Regions from separate parts of the Homo sapiens genome. Here region 2 is linked to region 1. The links are chromatin contacts, found by Hi-C or POLR2A ChIA-PET in ENCODE. All regions are on one chromosome and are shown on one strand. The core of a region is the stretch at or near the end of the contact, and the rest is flanking DNA. Distances in the headings are between cores, read along the strand shown.

What was found. A loop is a pair of places that touch in the nucleus more often than their neighbours do. ChIA-PET counts read pairs that join two places held with the same protein, here RNA polymerase II (POLR2A). Pooled maps may share reads with other maps.
Region 2: a pooled map shows a loop between it and region 1 (3-fold over the local background). The contact joins the promoter of TM4SF4 here to the enhancer-like site in region 1. A Hi-C loop is called at or near these places in 2 of 168 maps with a recorded cell type or tissue (aorta and ovary), 1 of 37 single-sample maps with no recorded cell type and 7 of 50 pooled maps. POLR2A ChIA-PET finds 5 or more read pairs at or near these places in 1 of 52 experiments (activated CD4-positive, alpha-beta T cell).

The regions. Positions count from the first base shown.
Region 1 is chr3:148,974,045-148,977,249 of GRCh38, forward strand. No RefSeq gene overlaps it. Among named protein-coding and RNA genes, the nearest start is that of GYG1, 16 kb to the right of the region's middle. Within about 2 kb of position 1,427, at least 10 of the 41 ENCODE cell types and tissues checked have a DNase peak (open chromatin) inside an H3K27ac peak, as active enhancers do; they include ovary, where a contact is called at or near this core.
Region 2 is chr3:149,473,142-149,476,361 of GRCh38, forward strand. It overlaps TM4SF4 (transmembrane 4 L six family member 4), which reads left to right and starts at 1,556. Exons shown (of 5, transcript NM_004617.4): 1 at 1,556-1,910; 2 at 2,682-2,771. The coding sequence starts at 1,737.

The DNA of each region.
Region 1 (3,205 bases), core at 177-2,676:
GTTGAAACTGAGAGGTTAAGAAACTTTACTTTCCATGTGAATATGTCTTTTATGAGCCAGTAAATAGACTCCATGTCCAGAGTTATTTCCATAATATATAAGTACACATAGTTTTGCTTGAAATGATTACTGAAGATTTTTGAGAACAAACTTCTTAATAAAGCAACATGTTTTTAGAAAACACATTGATTGAGGCCTCACTATTTTGTGCACAGAGCTATTATAGTAACACCGAATTCTTGGAACCATGAATAGCTAGTGCTGTTGTGGCCATTCATAAATTGAAGAGGTGTTAATGTAGAAGTGGAAATTTACTCAGTGCTTGTTCTTAACTTTTAAAGGGGTATTTAAAGTTTATATATATATATATATATATATATATATATATATATATATAGAGAGAGAGAGAGAGAGAGAGAGAGAGAGAGAGAGAGAGAGAGAGAGAGAGGGACAGAGAGAGAGAGAGAGAGCATTTTTTTAAAAATAAGGTGATAGTCCCAGCACTTTGGGAGGCCGAGGTGGGCGGATCACTTGAGGTCAGGAGTTCGAGACCACCTGGCCAACATGGTGAAACTCCGTCTCTACTAAAAATTAAAAAAATAGCCAGGCGTGGTGGCGGGCGCCTGTAATCCCAGCTACTCGGAAGGCCGAGGCACGACAATCACTTGGACCAGGGAGGCGGAGGTTGCAGTGAGCTGAGATCACGCCACTGCACTCCAGCCTGGGCAATAGAGGGAGACTCAGTCTCAAAAAAATAAATAAATAAAATATGAAATAAAATAAAAGTAAGGTGAGAACAAGTGCCTTTTTATTATTACACACAGATCAATATGGTCTTTGAGTTGTAAAATATTTCCTCACTTCTGCTTTGTGTTACTTGATACATGCTTCTGATTGCTTTCACTTTTGGTTCTGATGAACTGGCAAGTTCTTTACTTTTGGAGTTTCTTGTGATAGTAAGATATATGCTCAGTTCCAAAAATATTTCATGTTTCTTTCTGTCAAATTATCGAGATAATTTTGTATTTGGGTTTAAACAGATTTAAAAAGTTACTGAAGTATTCACCATGTTAATCTCCATCGGCAAGTATTTAGGAATCACGGTCTGTTAATATCTATATTCTAGAAACAGATTTGCAATCAAAAGTTTCAGAGCTTGTGAACAGACTAACTCTATATAGCATAGGCTAACCTTGAGCCAAAGATTTTTTCCTGCCAGTTTGCATCAGGAAAACCCCTTCTGCAGCTCAGGATCTTCCTTGAATACTACAGAGCTGAAAGCTGTCACCAGAATTTGATACTACACCATTCTATTGCCAAACGGGGCGCTGCAGCCAAAACAGCTTGGCCACTGTTAAGCACTACCTAGCTTTCGGCCTGGCCAAAAGCTTAGGAGCAGTGACAGTATCTAACCTTATTGGGCCTATCAAAAAATCAGCATGTGAACTCTTTGGCAAGTTCTGTTGGTGTCAGCCGAGGGCAGCACTTTCTGGAAGCAAGTGAGTTCTACCACAGGGAGTGAGACAGAACTTCCCGGCCATGGGCCCTGAAATGGTACTCATTTAAACGTCTGGTATGTTAGCCTAGCATTGGATTCACCAAGAAACTGTGAGACCACTGTATGTGAAACTCACAGGGAATATCTATAAGAAAGGTACTTAACATCCTTGGGACATACGGAAGCACCCCCTTTTATCAAAGATAGCACTTCTGACAATCTATCTAACAGACCACCTGGACAAATTGATTTTGGAAAGAAACAGCATTTGTCTCGAAAAGGTGTTTGGCTGCTTTTTGAGGTCAGGAGAAAAATACTTCAGAGAGCCAGAGGCCTTGCTGCTAGTAGTTTCCAGAGACTCTGCTCAGCTGGTAAGGACAGCTGTATGTGCGCTGGCTGTTTCTGACACACCCGATACAGACAGCACGATGTGTTCCCTGCCTGCAGAATCTTCTGGATGGGAGGATTAAAAGTTAAATAATCAAGAGAATCAGAGAATTAATCAAGACTGATGAATGACGTTTAAGGTGAAGTTTTAAATAAGGACAAAACTGGAAGACAGAGGTTAGCATACGAATCTATAGCCTTTTAGGATTTGATTTTTCTTCTTTGGAGGTTTTAGAACATTTTCCTTATACTTTTATTGGTTTCTAGAAGATGGAAAATTGGATCCAAACTTTCAGGGTTAAAATCGATAAACTATTGTGTGATTGTCTTAGTTTTAAAAAAATATGAAAAGAGTTATTTGGGGCAGTATTTCAGTAGAGAAATGGGCTTTATAACGGACTATAAGAAAGGGATGGGACAGGCCATTTTGATGTACTTTTGAATTATTTAATTCTTGAATAGATAATATTTTAATCAATTAAGAATAAGTATAAAAAGGTCTATGGTGAAAAAATCTTCCTCCCACCCTTGTCCTACTCCTCACAAGTAATAATTTCATGCATAAGAAAAATGTACACATAAAATCCCTTTACCCCTCTTTTTTCATGCAAATCACAACGTCCTATACATCTTGTTATGTGATACTTTGCTTTTTTACTGATAAACTTTATTTTTTGGAGCACTTTTAGGTTCACAGCAAAGCTAAATGCAAAGTATTATACTTTATAATACTTTATAGTTCCCATTATACCTTGTGTTCCCACTTAAACATAGCCTCTCCCACTATCAGCTTCCCTCACCAGACTGGTACATTTGTTTTAGTTGACGAACCTACACTGATTGGCACATCGTTATCACCCAAAGTCTATAGATCACGTCAGGTTTCACTCTTGATGTTGTACATTCTGTGAGTTTTGACATGTATCATGACATATATTCACCATTATAATATCATGCAGAATAGTTTTATCATCCTAAAAATCTTTGTGTTCTGCCTATTCATTCCTCTTTCCCCCTAACCCTAGCAATTACTGATCTTTTTGCTGTCTCCATAGTTTGCCCTTTCCAGAATGTCGTATAGTTGAAATCATCCAGTATGTACCCTTTTCAGATTGGCTTCTTTCATGTAGTAATATGAATTTAAGTTTCCTCCATGTCTTCTCGTGACTTGATAGCTCATTTCTTTTTAGTGCTGAATAATATTCTATAGTCCAGATGTACCACAGTTGATATATCCATTCACCCATTCAGTTGGAAGGACATCTCAGTTACTTCCAAGTTTTGGCAATTATGAAAAAAGGCTGGTGATACGGTTTGGCT
Region 2 (3,220 bases), core at 306-2,805, 500 kb after region 1:
CAGTGATGGATACCCCCAAATACCCTGGCTTAATCACTACATATTCTACACATGTAAAATATCACACGTACCCCATAAATGTGTAAAATAGTATGTATAAATAAAAAATAAAATCTTAGCTCTTCTTCTTATGCTGAGATGAGCTTGCAAAAATCACTTTGAGCAGAAGCATCCCCACTTGTGAAGGGGGCATGACACCTTCTTCACAGAAGGGTGAAGAACATTTAAGGTGCTCATTCGTGCTTGGAGTATTATGCATGGCTCAATAAACATTTGCTGTTTTTCTGCTTTCTTTCTCATCCTGACCCTGAGATTTCTAAGTATCTTTATAAAGCAACCAGTACTCATTTCTTAGAAATTTTAGAAGGAGCCTCAACATTTTTCCAGTCTGACTTTTCTGGAATCCTTCCCACAGCTTCCCTTTCCAAGGGCCTCTGAGCCTTGGCAAAGCCCAGTCCATGGCTTCCTTGTGAGCAGGTGGCCTATTCCACGGTAGGACAGGTCTTACCATGGTAATAATGTCACTTGCTTTTTATTTAGCTAAAATTTGACTCCCTAAAATATTCGACCTATTTTAACCTCTAGATTCTCAATGAAGAACTAGTAAGACTTCCAGTTCCACCTCTTAATCCTTCAGCTGTTATGTAATACCAGTACCAGGCAGGGCCATCGCATAATGTAGAGCTTGGTCCAGGCGTGGCAGAGAACTTCTTAAGTGACACAAAGCAAATGAATGAATCATGCCCCTGGCAGTTGGCAAACTTTCTAATAGGGGTGTGTTTTACTGCCTCCTGCACTCTATAACTGCTCTTCCAACTGTGTCTTCTCCCCAGTCAACTCATCAGGACCTTTTCTCTCCCTCTCTACCAATGCTGACCTTCCTTTCCCCTTAGCCTTAGTGGATGATGGTTTCTTTATTCCTATATGGAAGACATAGCTGAGAAAGTTGATTAGGAAAACTGTTTTTGCTAATTCCATCACATCGTGTAGGGAAAAGATAGAACTTAATTACTTAATTGCGTAACAAGTAGAGAAACACAGCAATCAGACAATAAAATGAACAGTAGCTTTTTGCCTTAAACAATTCTTTTAAGTCTGAGCTCAATGATACACAACTAGACCATCAAATTATTTTGATATTGAGGAAAACAGAAGCTCTTTTGGATAACCCTGAATTCCAGGCTTTCAGTGGAAAAGACAAAGACACGCACTGTACACCATTAAGTACTTGGGAGACATGATTTTAACCAGGATGTAACTCAATTATATTAGTGATTTATAAAGAGTCTGGAGAAAATATTTCTTTATTTGGGCATGGGCACTGTCAGATTAAAGGTGCAGTGGTTCTAAATGCTGTTTGTTCCAGCCCTGTCTTCGATTGCAACAATGTGAGTGTCTTGTCTGTGCTGGTGGATTATTAACAGAGGTTATTGGTCTCCATGGCAAAACGATTGAATGATTGCTCTGAACGTAATCTCATTTATGGGGGTGCAAAAAACAAAGCACTTCAGGTCAGGGAGAATGTATAAATGTCCATTGCCATCGAGGTTCTGCTATTTTTGAGAAGCTGAAGCAACTCCAAGGACACAGTTCACAGAAATTTGGTTCTCAGCCCCAAAATACTGATTGAATTGGAGACAATTACAAGGACTCTCTGGCCAAAAACCCTTGAAGAGGCCCCGTGAAGGAGGCAGTGAGGAGCTTTTGATTGCTGACCTGTGTCGTACCACCCCAGAATGTGCACTGGGGGCTGTGCCAGATGCCTGGGGGGGACCCTCATTCCCCTTGCTTTTTTTGGCTTCCTGGCTAACATCCTGTTATTTTTTCCTGGAGGAAAAGTGATAGATGACAACGACCACCTTTCCCAAGAGATCTGGTTTTTCGGAGGAATATTAGGAAGCGGTGTCTTGGTGAGTAGGGAAGCTTAAAATCCCCCTAAGGGAGATTTTCCCTTCCCCACAATCCTTTTTAAATCAGGTACTTATTGAACAGGGAGATATTTAGTTGGTAATAGAAGCTCAAGCATTGCATGGTGAGAGGTCAATGCCTTAATTTTTTTCTCGTTTCTGTTAGGATCTGACAAGGACACGTCAGCTAAATTTACTAAGTAATTAATCTCTAAGCTTGGGCTGACAGTTCTCATGGGTCATTTGAGTCCCATGAACCGAAGTGAAGGTCGCATAGTTTCTTGATTCCAACAAGATAGTGCCCAAAACAATAACAACAACAAACCCACGATGCAAACCCACTAGAAAAGCAAATTGACTTAAAACCACCATGAGAAGCTGTTGTCAGTGTGGTCGTCTTCCACTTAGGACCTAATGATTTCTTTACCTCTGGTTTCCAATAGAATTGGGAACCTCCGTTTGAGAGAGTGAAAGGGAGAGAGACTCACTCTTCATGACAATTGAGGAAAAGTTTGTTATTCTTTTTTCTAACACACCATCTAAATGGAAACTCAGATTTTGAAATCTTGCCTCATTGAAGCTGGTTAGTCAGCCCAAATGGAATCTAAGTACTCCATAACACTCCATTACCCCTCCAGCCATGCTCTGTTACTTTGCCATTCCCTTTGGGCCTCCAAATCCCTCATTGTGGATGGGGCTCCTTATACAGTCAGGCAGGCTCGGGCCCTCCCTTCAACTCCTGGACTCTCTCTGAGGTGCCTCTTCTCCTGGTAGATGATCTTCCCTGCGCTGGTGTTCTTGGGCCTGAAGAACAATGACTGCTGTGGGTGCTGCGGCAACGAGGGCTGTGGGAAGCGATTTGCGGTGAGTTACCATGGGGGGCAGCTACTAGAATTACTCCAGGGTGCTCTGTGCTTTTGTGCTGGGCAGCATGGGGATGGAGACAAGTTATCAGCTCCAGCCAGGACTCTGGGAGCAGCTGGTGAAGGGATAAAACTGTGATTTTTCCTGCCAGTGTGAAATAATAATAATTTTCCAAAATACCATAGCCCTCATACTTATAGGGTATGAATATTGTATTAGATTTTACAAACCGACAGGGATGTCAGAACTGGAGATTCAGAGGGGTCCCATATACAGAATGCAAGCCTGGAAGGCAGAGATGAAGCTGCAGCATTCCTCTGCCACTGAGAGGCCATAAGAACTTGGACAAGTCATTTCCCTTTTCTGGCCCTGAATTGCCTCATCTGCAAAGGGGACTTGGGACAGGACAAAAGATGGTATCCTCCCCTCCCCAGTAGGCTTCTAGGTTC